Regions from separate parts of the Homo sapiens genome. Here region 2 is linked to region 1. A link is a contact called in ENCODE Hi-C or POLR2A ChIA-PET data. All regions are on one chromosome and are shown on one strand. The core of a region is the stretch at or near the end of the contact, and the rest is flanking DNA. Distances in the headings are between cores, read along the strand shown. Region 1 holds the start of KCNQ2-AS1 (KCNQ2 antisense RNA 1). Region 2 holds the start of PTK6 (protein tyrosine kinase 6).

The links. A loop is a pair of places that touch in the nucleus more often than their neighbours do. ChIA-PET counts read pairs that join two places held with the same protein, here RNA polymerase II (POLR2A). Pooled maps may share reads with other maps.
Region 2: a loop to region 1 is called in a map of MCF 10A, with 5 times the contacts of the local background. The contact joins the promoter of PTK6 here to the promoter of KCNQ2-AS1 in region 1. A Hi-C loop is called at or near these places in 11 of 168 maps with a recorded cell type or tissue (Calu3, MCF 10A, PC-3 and 6 more), 7 of 37 single-sample maps with no recorded cell type and 22 of 50 pooled maps. POLR2A ChIA-PET finds 5 or more read pairs at or near these places in 17 of 52 experiments (A549, BJ, Caco-2 and 13 more).

The regions. Positions count from the first base shown.
Region 1 is chr20:63,447,191-63,453,555 of GRCh38, reverse strand. It overlaps KCNQ2-AS1 (KCNQ2 antisense RNA 1), which reads right to left and starts at 5,115. Exons shown (of 3, transcript XR_007067714.1): 1 at 4,986-5,115; 2 at 4,364-4,495; 3 at 4,166-4,256. The region is part of intron 1 of KCNQ2 (potassium voltage-gated channel subfamily Q member 2); the gene reads left to right.
Region 2 is chr20:63,534,226-63,540,590 of GRCh38, reverse strand. It overlaps PTK6 (protein tyrosine kinase 6), which reads left to right and starts at 3,215. Exons shown (of 8, transcript NM_005975.4): 1 at 3,215-3,506; 2 at 5,532-5,653; 3 at 6,276-6,365. The coding sequence starts at 3,277. It overlaps SRMS (src-related kinase lacking C-terminal regulatory tyrosine and N-terminal myristylation sites), which reads left to right. Exons shown (of 8, transcript NM_080823.4): 8 at 1-2,102. RefSeq lists a cis regulatory region at 523, enhancers at 439-608, 3,027-3,116 and silencers at 2,157-2,426, 2,757-2,906.

The DNA.
Region 1 (6,365 bases), core at 3,866-6,365:
ACCCCCGCGTCCTCCCCTGCTCCTACCCCGCTGAGAGTTCAGAGAAAACCCCGTTAGGCAGACAGAGGATCGCCCGCAGAAGGCGCACGAGATGTCTGCGCATTTTTCCCAGGGCTCAGTTAATTGAAGAACTTGGCCAACGAGCACAGGAAATTAATCGCGGCTTGGAAATGGGACGTCCCTTGCGTATGGTTTGTCTGCCTGGGCCTCGGCACCACTGCCAGCGCCCCTGCCTGGAGCCGGGAGCTTCGGGGTCCTGGCGGAGGCCTCTGGGTCGCACACGTGGGCGGGGCCGAGTGCCCCCTGGCGACGGTGCCTCAGGGCCAGTGCCTTCGAGCTGGAAGCCGTGGGCCTGTGGCGGCGGGCGGAGGACTGGTGTCTCCTGGGGTGCCCGACACAGGGCCTTCCTGGTGCTGCTGTGCCGACGTCCACCGCGGGGCGGCAGCTGGATAGGGCAGGACCTGGCTGTGGCTTGTGGTCTTGGGGGTGGCGGGGAGGGGTGCAGCGTGGGGCAGGCTCTGGCTCTTGGACCCACCCGGCCTCCACACGCGGTGCTGCGCTTTGAGCTTCTCACTAGGCCCTGGACCCTCCCCTCAGCCTGCAGGGACTATTCTTCCTGGAAGCCCCCGCCCCAACCCCTGCCCCTGCAGCTGGAGCTCCGGCTGGCGCGTCGTCCCGGGCTGAGGCATTCTGGCTGGCCTGTGTGGAGGCTCCCAGTTCCCACGAGGAGGGTCCCGGTGGGGCCTCTCTCTGTGGCTGCAGGCCAGCTGGTGGGGTCCTGGGCAGGTGTGTGGCCTGGACCTGCCCTGGAGCCGAGCTGCCGGCGAGAGACCTGGCTCTCCCCACCACTGTCCTTCAGCATCAGTCAGGGTGTTCTGTGCCTGCACCGCTGAATCAGCCCGTTCCTGCTGCAGTCCCAGGCCTCTGGCCGAGGCCCCTGTGTCCTCTCCCAGCCCGTGATGCCCACTGTATGCATACACTCTGTATACACGCAGCTGCGCCATGGTGCCCGGCTGGTGGCCACGCACCTGCCTCGACGCTGCTGTGCAGGTGTTTTTCGGCATGAACACTTAGCTCAGCGGACTTCAAGTGAAGCTAGTGACCCTCTGCCGTGGGGGTGGGCGTCGTCCCAGCAGCTGAGGCCTTGAGAGCAAAGACTGAGGTTTCCGGAAGAAAAAGGATTTTCCTCAAGACCGCAACATGGAAGTCGTGCTGAGTTTCCAGCCTGCTGCCCTCAGCTCAGAGGCAGGCACTGGATTACAGCTTCTCAATGGCATGGAGCTGGGACGTCCTCGGGGTGTACGTGGGTAGAATCTGAACTTGGGCTCACGCTAGAGATGCTGACAGTTTTCACATGAGACGCTTTAAAATGTGGCTTTGGCCCCTGCGCCTTCATCTTTGGTTTGGGTGCTGGGCCAGAGCCTTCACAGGCACAGTTTCTGCCGCCGCTGCCTGTGGCTGAGCAGTGCCAGGCCTCAGTTGGCTCTGGTGCTGGAATGGGCAGTTGGTGGGGCTGACCTTGGCCGGGCCGCCTGTGCCCGAAGCCTCCACCTCTGCTTCAGACTGTGTGGTCCCGGGTGCTTCTGAAGCACGGCCGTGGTCCTTCCCGGGGCAGATCTTGGGAGGACCACCCTGTGCCCCGCCTTCCCTGCCCTGGACGCCCTGGGCCGTGCAGCAGAGGCCGCTGCTGGGGAGTCGGAAGGTGGAGCTATGGGGACTGCGCCTGCCCAGGCCAGAGGACTCAGGCTGCCTGGACTTGGGGGTCTCCAGCGAGTGGGAGGGGGGCTGCAGGGGGCCATGCTGGCCTCCCCACATCCAGAGGGTGTTCAGTGGGGAGATGACTGGGTCCGGGCAGAGGGAAGCCGTGGGGGTGTCCGTCGTGAATCGAGCCTGGAACAGCATGGCCACCCTCTTGTTCTTGGCTGAAGGGAGCTTGCCCAAGTCCCCAGGTCCTGGAGGCACTTTGCACACAGGATGGGCTTGACACGAGGTCCACGCGGGTTTGTGTCTTTCCACAGGGTCAGGCTTTTATTGATGCTGTTTCAATCACAAAAGCCACGAGCTACGTGGAGTCCCCAAGCAGGCAGGTTCTCCCTAGAGCTTCTGGGTCATGCTGCGGTCACGGCCACTCCATGTTGGTCAGTGTTGCAGACCGTATATTGCCGTGTGCTCATCTGGTCAAATTCCACTTTCCACCCAAAGCCAGGTTTAACATCATGAGGAAAAAGACACAAGACAGAGGGTTAATACCAGCCCAGAGGCCTGGCCTGGGCTGCTGCAGGTGACTGTGAGACAGCGGCGGTGAAGACAGAGGCCTCCAGGGAGAACTGAGCACGGAGGACTGGCTTGTGTGTGTCCTTATCTGGTTGGACTTGGTCTTCATTTTTTTGTTTGTTTGTTTCTTTTTTTTTTTTTTTTGGGACAGAGTCTTGCTCTATTGCCTAGGCTGGAGTGCAGTGGCATGGTCTCGGCTCACTGCAGCCTCCGCCTCCTGGGTTCAAGCGATTCTTCTGCCTCAGCCTTCCAAGTAGCTGGGATTACAGACCTGCGCCACCATGCCTGGCTAATTTTTGTATTTTTAGTAGAGACAGAGTTTCACCATATTGGCCAGGCTGGTTTCGAACTCCTGATCTCAAGTGATCTGCCCGCCTCGGCCTCCTCCCGAAGTGCTGATGCGTGAGCCGCCATGCATGGCCAGGTTTTCTTCTTTTTTGCTTTTTGGTTTTTAAACAGACATCTTATCCTTCTTGGTAGAGTGCCCTGTGAGACAAAATGGAGTCTTTTCCTAAGATGGAGTTAGTTATGCCAAGGGCTCTCTGCACAGGTCTGCCCTCCCCTGCTTCCAAGCCCCCGCAGCCTCGGCTCCACAGACGCTGCTCTGCCAGCTCTCACCTGGGCGCCTGCCACTCTTGTTCAACCTTGACCCCACCTTGACCCTGTGTGACCTCTGCGCTAGGGATCTCCTGGCTTCCCCCACCCCCAGCAGGTCTTCCCCCACCCCCAGCAGTCTTCCCCCACCCCCCAGCAGGTCTTCTGGGGCTCTGCCCCCAGGGGTGACTGCAGCGCCCAGTGCTGCCTCAGGGAGTCCTGGCCCTTGCATGGGGCAGCCACAGCGTCCCACACCTGGGGCAGCCCCAGGGCCCTGGGAGCGGGGGCAGGCATCAGTGCTGCCTTATTCCTGGAAGCCTAAAGCCACTTGGGGAGGGAGATCCAGCCCTGACCTCATGTGTGGTGGCCTTGCTGGGCCTCTGCGGCCGCCCTCGTCCGGCACGTGTGCTGGGCCGTGACCTCTGGAAGAGCAGCCAGGGTTTCGTCTAGGTCCCTCCGGAGCAGTGGGAAGAGGGTTTGGGGCACTTCGTCCCTTTGGGTGAGGGAGGGGTGGGGGAGGAGTGGTGGTGGAGGTGAGGGGCCTGTAAGTGAGGGACGGGGTGAGGCGGGGTGAGGGGCCTGTAAGTGAGGGAGGGGGTGAGGCGGGGTGAGGGGCCTGCAGGGGCAGAGGCAGTGAGCTCGTGTGGTGGCGGGCGGGTTCCAGGGGCGCAGGCAGCGCAGGGTTGTGTGCTGGGTGTGGGTGCTGGTGATGGCACTGATGGTGCGGGACGGGGTCTGCTCTGAGTGCTGTGTGTCAGATGTGGGCCCAATTACGTGCTCCAATTGCTGCCACCACCCAGTGGGCTGGTCCTGGTTTGGGGGCTCAGAGCCTGAGCCTGGGGTGATGGGGGCCCCGGGTTTGTGCCCGGATGGCCTGGCCCTGTCCTTCTGCCTCCGCGGCCAAAAGTCTGAGAAGTCTCCCTGCAGGCCGCAGACACTGGGGCTTCCCTCTTCCCTCTTCTCCCAGGAGCTCAGACGCTGGGGCTTTTCCCTCTTCTCCCGGGCTGTGGAGCTCGGCCTTTGGTGAGTCCCTCCTCTCTCTGCGGTGCTCCCCAGGGGCTCTCCCACAAGACAGTGAAGCCGTGAGCAGAGTGGGGTCCTCTTCCCACCAGGCACCACAGCCAATGCTGACCTCTGCTCCCCAAACCCTCCAGACCCTCCAGGCACTGCGGCCAACGCTGACCTGTGCTCACTAAATAGCTCCGCACATCGAGGACTTGTTTTTTCCTTTTTGATCCGTGGCAGCTTGTGTCACAGCCGCGTGGCTTGTCTGCCCAGGGAGGAGCTGTGGGTCAGAGTAGCATGTGGCCACAGCATGGTGGAGTCAGGCGTGGGCTCGCAGCAGGGACACACCGATGTCAGCTGCTCATAGCGTGAAAGGTCATGGTCTTTTATTTGCAAGGGGCAGAAAACAAATGCAAAGGGTTGTAAGGAATGGGCTTACATAACCTGGAAGTCCAAGGGGCTTCAGGCACAGCTGGATCCAGGTGCTCACATTATGTGTCTTAAGGCCTCTTCTCCCATCCTTCTGTGCTGCCTTCCTCATGACCTCATCTTCAGGCAGGTTTTCCTGTGCCCACCCGTCCTCCTGCCAGTGCCCCAGGCCTGCCTCCTCCTAGTTGGCAACCTTTGTGGGAAGGGGGTGTCTTATTCCTGGTAGTTCCAGCAGAGATTCTGGGGCCACCACTCGCTGGCCGTGGTTGGCCAGCCTCGATCCCATGAGCATCCCTGCACCCCCAGACTGGAAAGGAAATTGCAAGGCTGAGACAGGAGGGGTGGGTCTAGACAGGTGCTGTGATGCTCCGAAGCTCCAATGATGAGGGGGCGTGACCAGTCTGGAGAGACTCCCCCCCAGGATGCCCATGCCTGTGGCCAGTGCCCCGGCCCAGCAGGTCAGGGGTGGGCGTATCCGGGCTGGAGGGACTTCCCCCAGGATGCCCGTGCCTGTGCCCAGTCTCGGCCCTGCAGGTCGGGGCATCCAGGGAATATTTCCTCTGTGGGAGTGGGGAGAGGGGAGCGGGGACACTGCCCGGAACCCAGGCTGGACTGCAGCACTGCTTTGGGGACAGAGGGAAGGAGATCCTGAGTGTGGGGAATCTCCCTCCCTTGACACCCACCTGGATGTGGGCGCCGGGGAAGGGCTCGGGTTTGAGACACAGGAGGGCCCCACAGGCTCCGTGGCGGTCGTGTGGTGCCGCAGGGTGTGCAAGGTGATGGCGAGTGTGAAGACAGTACAGGGGCGCGGACACGGGGAAGCGGCTGCTCTGTGGCTCCGTCCCCGCCGGCTCCTGGTTCTGAGCACGGTTGGAACGAGAGGCAGCAACACGGTCAAGGTGAAGGCGTCTCTCACATTGCCTGGAATGAGGGCGTGTCCCACGCATGGCCTCCTTTATGGCTGTGACGAAGGACCTGGACGTTGGACACGTCCCCTTCACATCCCAGAACACCTGCGAAAAATGTAAATGAGACAAAGCATTTGCTTCCTGCGAAGTGGGTTTCTCTCTGGTGTGCATTCAGTGACTTCAGCACGCGGGAGTTGGCTTTCCTGCCAAAGCGGCAGCTTGAGGCTCTGGGTTGCACAGCTTTGCTCCCAGGAAGAGCTGGGAGATCTTCTATGTCTCTTCTATGTGGGTGGCCTTGTTGCAGCCACAAGCCGGGTTCCCGCGGCAGGGTCTTCGGGGGCTAGCGGGCTCCTCCTGTCTGCAGCTTCCTGGGGTGGGCAAGGGAGCAAGTGTAGCAGAGTCGCTTGTATCAGAGGAGAATGCAGGGCTGAGAAAAAGTCACGCATTTGGGCCGAGCATGGTAGCTCATGACTGTAATCCCAGCCCTTTGGGGGGCCGAGGCGGGAGCATCACTTGAGCCCAGGTGTTCGAGACTAGCCTGGCCAATGTGATGAAACCCCATCTCCACTAAAAAAATACAAAAATTAGCCTGGTGTGGTGGCACATGCCTGTAATCCCAGCAACTCTGGAGGCTGAGGCGGGAGAATTGCTTGAACCCGGGAGGCGGAGGTTGCAGCGAGCCAAGATCACGCCATTGCACTCCAGCCTGCGCGACAAGTGAAACTGTATCTCAAAACAAAACAAAACAAACAAAAACAAAAATACCCACATGCATTTGGGGGAATTTTGGTGGGGTGTGAACTTGAGCATCTGAGGGGAAATTGAAGAAGGATCAGTGAGTGAGGTAATCGCGTGGGACGTGAATGGGAAGAGCAATCATGGTGGAAGTCACTGGCGGGAGGAGGTGCCTGCAACCCGGGAGGAAGGAGAAACGGAGCCTCCTGGCAGCCAGGACGAGGCTGGAAAGAAGGTGATCCGAGGAGCTCCTGTTGCTTGGCTCCGGGTTTAACTGGCAGAGAGAAGCCCTCTGCGTTGGGGTCTGGAGGAGGTGGCCGAGAGTGAGGAGAGGGGAAGGCTGATCGGTGCCTTCTGCCCCAGGGGTTTTGCTTGTTCCTGTGTTTGTAGCAGTTGATGGGCAGGCCTTGCTGTTCCCAT
Region 2 (6,365 bases), core at 1,966-4,465, 89 kb before region 1:
TCCCCCATGCAGTGTGACTCGTGCAGACGAAGGGCTGGGGCTGACGTTCCCCGTGCAGTGTGACTCGTGCAGACGGAGGGCTGGGGCTGACGTTCCCCGTGCAGTGTGACACGTGTCCCTGGCCTCTCAAGAGAGACAACGGCACAGGAGGGTGGGTAGAAGCCTCGGAGGCTCTGGGTGAGGAACCCTGAGCCCTGTGTGTCTCCTGCCTGGGTCCCCTGGACTCCCTCCCAGGGTGAAGAGCCAAAGGCCCAGTTCTCTCCCTAGTCCCAGCTTGGGTTTGTGGAAATGACCAGTGCTGACTCCCAGGCAGACCGTGGTGTTGACCCCACTGGATGTGTGGTATGTAGGCACGGGGTGGCACCGTCACCTGCCCCTCACAGACACACTGGCGGCCTGTGCACAAACCCACTCACGCACACAGCACTCAGTAAGCCGGGACTGACCCACTCAGACACGCACACAGGCGCACATCACACACAGGCTCAGCCCCCCAAACCCAGACCCAGGAGCTGGAGCGTACGGGTCCACGTGGCTAGAAAATGCAGGTTGGAGCGGCCCCCATGCCGCCCGGACCCCCAGCCCAGGACATCATGGTGCCCAGAGAGCGTGAGCCCCAAGGGCATTGGCAGGAGCTGCCGATTCCATCTCCCTGGGTGGGTTCCAGGTGGCACAGGAAGGGTGGGCCGGGAGGCTTGGTGACCTGGGAGCTGCCCTTGGAGGCTATTTCCAGGGGCCTCAGGGTGGGCCGTGGGGGATTTGGAGTCTTCTGCCTGTGCAGGGTCAGGCAGGGTCGGTTGGGGGCTCGGAGGTAGATGCCATGGTATGCTGGGCAGCAAGTGGCTCAGGAAGCCTCTGGGTGTGAGTCCTCGGGGGTCACCAAGGCAGGAGGGGGCAGGGATGTGCAGGGTCCGCCCTCGTCTCCCCACGTCTGGCTCAGGGAAGCTTCTGCTCAGGTCTTCGTGAAACACGTCAAGAAGCAAGGGGGCCGGTGGGGTCTGTTTGTGGCCCCCGGAGACCCTGCCCCCCACCCTCCTGGGAGCCCAGGTTGGCAGCTGTGCCCAGAAGGCTTTCGGGGACAGAAAGTTTGGAGACAAGTTCAGGCCTGACTGAGTCCTTGTCCCCTAGAGTTGGGGTCAGCTCTGTACCTGCTGAGCCGAAGTGCTGATGGCTGCCGTCCACAGGCCCCGGCCAAAGCCTGGCTCAGGAGGGAGCTAAGAGATGAGACTCCCGTGTGCAGAGACAGGTGGCCCCGGGGAAGGAAGAGGCCACTCGGAGGCTCCGAGAACGGAGGCAGCGCGGGGGCTTCCTGGGGCCCGTGCATCGGAGGAACAAGGCCAAGCGGAGGGAAGCAGCAGGAACCAGGACCCCTGCAGATGGTGGAGGCAAGAGGCTTTATCTGAGCCTTTGGGACCCTGGCCACCTGCCCAGCTCCATCTGCATGGGAGAACCTAGGGGAGGGGCTGGTTCTGGTACCTGGGCCCACTGAGGCCTTGAGCTGAGCTTCCAGTTCTGGCAGGTCCCCAGCACAGCAGCCTGGGGGCTCCTCTGGCACAGAAGGCCTCGCCCTCTGTGCTCTCTGCAGCCGCCACTGGGATTAAGGGGACCAGGTGTGTCTGTGGCACCTGTGCCCTCCTAGGCATCTCGCCAGCCACCAGCTGAACAGGTTTGGTGCTCCTGGGTATCTGGGAGGGGCTGGGGACGTTCCTGCCTCCTGGTGTGGCTTAGACTGAAAGTCCTGCACGTCCGAACTCAGGGATACTCGAGGCTTCCTGGACATAGACTCACGGGCCCAGAGTCTGGCCGGGCTCTGAGGGACGCTGCCCGGCCAGGTGCCCCGGCACCCTCCTTCCGCATTCCCCACCCCCCACCCCTCCCCCTGCATCCTCCCCAACCGACCCCAGACAGAGCTGGGAGGGCCTGAGGGACACTGCCCAGGCCGGCACCCCGCTGCCCCTCCCCACCTTGGTCAGCGCTGAGCTGGGCTGCCCAGAAATCTATGAGCCTGTTAAATAATCCAGATTATTGTTCTTAATCTCAAAACAATGAGTGGAAGGTGCCATTATTTCTCTTTGCAATAAAAATAAAAGTTGAAATACGCAGTTTAGGGACTTTCCTTACCACCCCTTGCAGACTTTGAATTTCCCTTCCCGCCCCTTCCTGCCCCCTTGTGGCTGCCAGTCCAGGTCCCTGGGTTGGAGCTCCCGGGTGGACACAGTAGGGTCAGTGGGAGGGTGGGGCGGGGAGGGGCCTCCAGGGAGGGGGTGTCCCGAGTCTCAGGGGCTGGGGGGCAGGCGGCCGTCGGGTGCAGGTGGGGGTCACGGCAGGGCTCACTCAGGCATGAGTCGGGAGAAGGGAGGCCAGCTGGAAGGGGGCAGGGGTCCTGCGGGCTGGACAGGAGGAGGCAGAGGCTGGAGGCGGGAGGGGCTGCCTGGGAGGGACCTGTGGCCTTGGGCCCCAGCGCCATGGGCGCTTCCAGGCCGCACTCACGGTCCTTGCCTGCCCCCTGGCGTCCGTGTGGAGGAAGGCAGTGCCCGTTTCTTCAGCCGTGGGTGCCCCTGGCTCTGCCTCCCCGGGGATCCCCCAAAACCCTCGGGCCCTCCTCTTCCGGGAAGTCCTCCGGGCCGACCCACACAGCTGTCGCTGCCCTGATTCCACTCCCTCTTCCCTGCTTGGCCCTTACCCGAGGGCGGGCCTGCCCATGAGGCCGCTCTCAGGACGCCTGCCCACAGCAGCTCCTGACATTGGGCCCTGTGCTCAGGGGTGGAGTCTGGGGCTGGGTGAGGGCACCGACGGGTGGAGGGGAAGCTGCCGGAAGCGGGGAGAGAGGCGGCCCCCACCTGTGCCCCCGCAGCTCTGAGGGTTGGGAAGGCAGCGCCTGCAGCCCTCACCTTCCTGCCCTCAGGCTGCGAGGCTTGTTCCCAGAGGGCCGTTGGCTTCCCTGAGTGCCTGAGTGTCCATAAGTTGGACCCCCAAGAAGCCCCAACCGGGAGGTCCTCCTCCCCCTCTCCTGCGCTCAGGCCGGCCCTGGCGGTGCTTGCCCAGTGGGTTCCCATAGTGCGGGCGCTAAGTGCTCAGATGGGCCCCAGTGGGCCTGAGGACTTGTGGGGCCGGCTGGGCCCTCAGGAGGAGCCGGGGTGCTCTGGAGCGCCTGTGGGTGCTGGGTGTGGCTGCTTCCCGGCCTGTCATGAGGAAGTGGGACGGCCCGCCTGCCACGCCCAGCTCTGGGTGCTCCAGCTGGGCCACAGCCTGGTCCTGCCGCTGCGCCCGCCCGCCATGGTGTCCCGGGACCAGGCTCACCTGGGCCCCAAGTATGTGGGCCTCTGGGACTTCAAGTCCCGGACGGACGAGGAGCTGAGCTTCCGCGCGGGGGACGTCTTCCACGTGGCCAGGAAGGAGGAGCAGTGGTGGTGGGCCACGCTGCTGGACGAGGCGGGTGGGGCCGTGGCCCAGGGCTATGTGCCCCACAACTACCTGGCCGAGAGGGAGACGGTGGAGTCGGAACCGTGCGTGTCCTAGGCTGCTGGGAGCTTTGGCACAGGCCACCCTCTAGGCACAGGGGAGGGACAGGGCTCTGGGCTGCTCAGGGAGGCCCAAGAAGGTGGGGACCCCGGTTCCATCTTCCTGCACCCCAAAGTCCAGGCTGGGCATCCCGCTTGATCCTCCCTGCAGGCCCCATGCGCTGGCGCCCAGGAGTGCCCAGGACTGTCCCTGCGGGAGTTGGAGCACGGGGGTCAGAGGGCACGGCCCCTGCCTTGGGCTCATCCTTGTCACAGCTCGGGGGTGGACGCTGCATTGCCGGGACCCAGGGAGGACAGAGGGTCCAGGGTGGACTTCTGGGGCCCGGTGGCCAGTGACAAGGTCTGTCGGAGCGTTCCAGGGCCTTTGGGGGAAACGAAGCTTGAAGCTTGCCCAGTTTCCAAAGTGCCGGAACCAGACACACGACCTAGTTAGGGGAGCGGGCCGGCTGCCGGGCAAACTTCCTGCCTGCTGTGCCCTGCGGGGAACCAGACAGCAGCTGGTGTGGCCTGGCCCTGGCTTCCACAGCTGCCCGGAGCTCAGGCTGAGGAGGGTCACGCTCCTGAGATCCCGCGTTTCTCATCAGTGATTGGGCACCCACTGTGTGTGTGCGTGAGTCACAGGCTGTGTAGGGTTAGCTCCCGGGGGACCCAAGCAACAAGCAGGGGAGGCTGTAAAGAGGCCGTCGGGCAGGGGCCCATGGTGGAGACCCCTCTATTACGTGCAGACCCACGACCTCGTTAGCAGGGTCACGCGCAGACCCACGACCTCGTTAGTGAGCAGGGGTGCAGGGGTGGGGTCTGGCCGGAGGCTGGTCAGCTCCCAGGTGCAAAGACCCTGAGTCCTGAGAACTCGCCCAGGTGAGAAGTGGGGAGGAGGCCAGGTGAGGAGGGGGTGGGAGGCCAGGTGGGGGGGGGAGCGGGAGGCTAGGTGGGGGGGGCTGGAGGCCAGGTGAGGGGGGGCGGGAGGCCAGGTGGGGGGGGCGGGAGACCAGGAGAGGAGGGGACGGGAGGCCAGGAGAGGAGGGGGCGGGAGGCCAGGAGAGGAGGGGGCGGGAGGCCAGGTGAGGAGGGGGCGGGAGGCCAGGTGAGGGGGGGGCGGGAGGCCAGGTGAGGGGGGTGCGGGAGGCCAGGTGAGGACGGGGTGGGAGGCCAGGTGAGGGGGGGGCGGGAGGCCAGGTGAGGAGGGGGCGGGAGGCCAGGTGAGGAGGGGGCGGGAGGCCAGGTGAGGGGGGGGGCGGGAGGCCAGGTGAGGAGGGGGCGGGAGGCCAGGTGAGGAGGGGGCGGGAGGCCAGGTGAGGGGGGGGGCGGGAGGCCAGGTGGTTGGAGGGGCAGGTGGGGCAGTGCTTCCAGGTGTGCGGAAGTGGAGGGGGTGGACCCCAGGGGCTCCATGCTGGGCCGTGGTCTTCTGTGTGGGGTTTGTGTTCCAGTGACCTGAGGGAGTCAGACACACAAAGGGCGCAGGTCACCTGGAGCTTCTGCAAGCTCCACCTGGAAGTCCACAGTCCAGGGCTGGCCCACACCCCGCAGCCGGGAGTTAGTGCGCGCGAGTGGCTGTGTGTGCGTGCGTGTGAGCGTGTGGGCAAGTGAGCACACATGCGCGTGTGTGTTCAGGTGTGCGGGTGAACTGTGCGCATGTGTGGGGGTTTGTGACTGTGTGTGTGTGAGCGTGCGTCACACATGGGTGTGTGCAGGCAGCTCTGGGCAGCCATCCTGCTCAGCTGCCCTCCCCAGCTCCACCCTAGGCTCTGACCCCTAGACTCGGGCCACTCAGGGCAGGGTGTGGTAGCGCCTGCCCCTGCCCCCGCCGGGTCCTCAGGGGCCTGTCCTGGCCTTTCGGGACATTCAGGGCGTCTGGGTCAGCGACAGCTCCTGAGAGCAGCTGTGGTCAGGGCTGGGAGCTTGAGGTGGCAGGCAAGGGCGGCTGGGGTTCCAGGCGGGCAGGCTGGGGCCAGCGTGGGGTCCACGTGGGGTGGGCCCAGGTCCGCGTGTTCTCAGACTCCTCCCCTGCAGGTGGTTCTTTGGCTGCATCTCCCGCTCGGAAGCTGTGCGTCGGCTGCAGGCCGAGGGCAACGCCACGGGCGCCTTCCTGATCAGGGTCAGCGAGAAGCCGAGTGCCGACTACGTCCTGTCGGGTGCGGCCCCGGCCTCCGAGCCTGTGCTTGCCTGCGGGGGCTCCTGGCTCTAAGCCCTCCCAGCCACGTGGTGAACCCGGCTCGCTCTGGCTGAGACGGGGGACATGGGCTCCTCTCCAGGGAGCTCCCATCCCCTCCGCCCACCTGGCCCGCTCCTCCCTGGGGCCTGGGTCACTGGCTGCTAGGGTAGTCGTGGGGCAGGGCCCCTCCCTGGGAGGGCAGGGGCTTCTCCAGCCAGCCCTGCCCGAGGCACTCGTGGGAGGTCCTCAGCACCCATGGGAACCTCGCCCAGCATGAGACCTGAGCCTGGGGTGTGCGGGGCGCAGAGAAACCCCATCCCTGCCCCTGAGGATCTCAGCATGGCTGGGATTTTAGGCAGCTGCCATCCAGGCGGAGGCCACTGGCTGCCTGGCACGGGGGCAGGAGGGGCCAGAGAGCTTGGCCAGAGCGTGCAGGGCAGGAGGGAGCCGTTCTGAGGGAGGGGAGGCAGGGGTGGTACTGAGGAAGCACCAACAGCAACTGTGGGGACCCAGAAACTCTGCGCAGGTGTGGCCAGCAGGGCTGGGGACGCAGGGAGGCGTCGGAGTTGGGGTGGCCACACAGCTCACGCTCTCCCTCCCAGTGCGGGACACGCAGGCTGTGCGGCACTACAAGATCTGGCGGCGTGCCGGGGGCCGGCTGCACCTGAACGAGGCGGTGTCCTTCCTCAGCC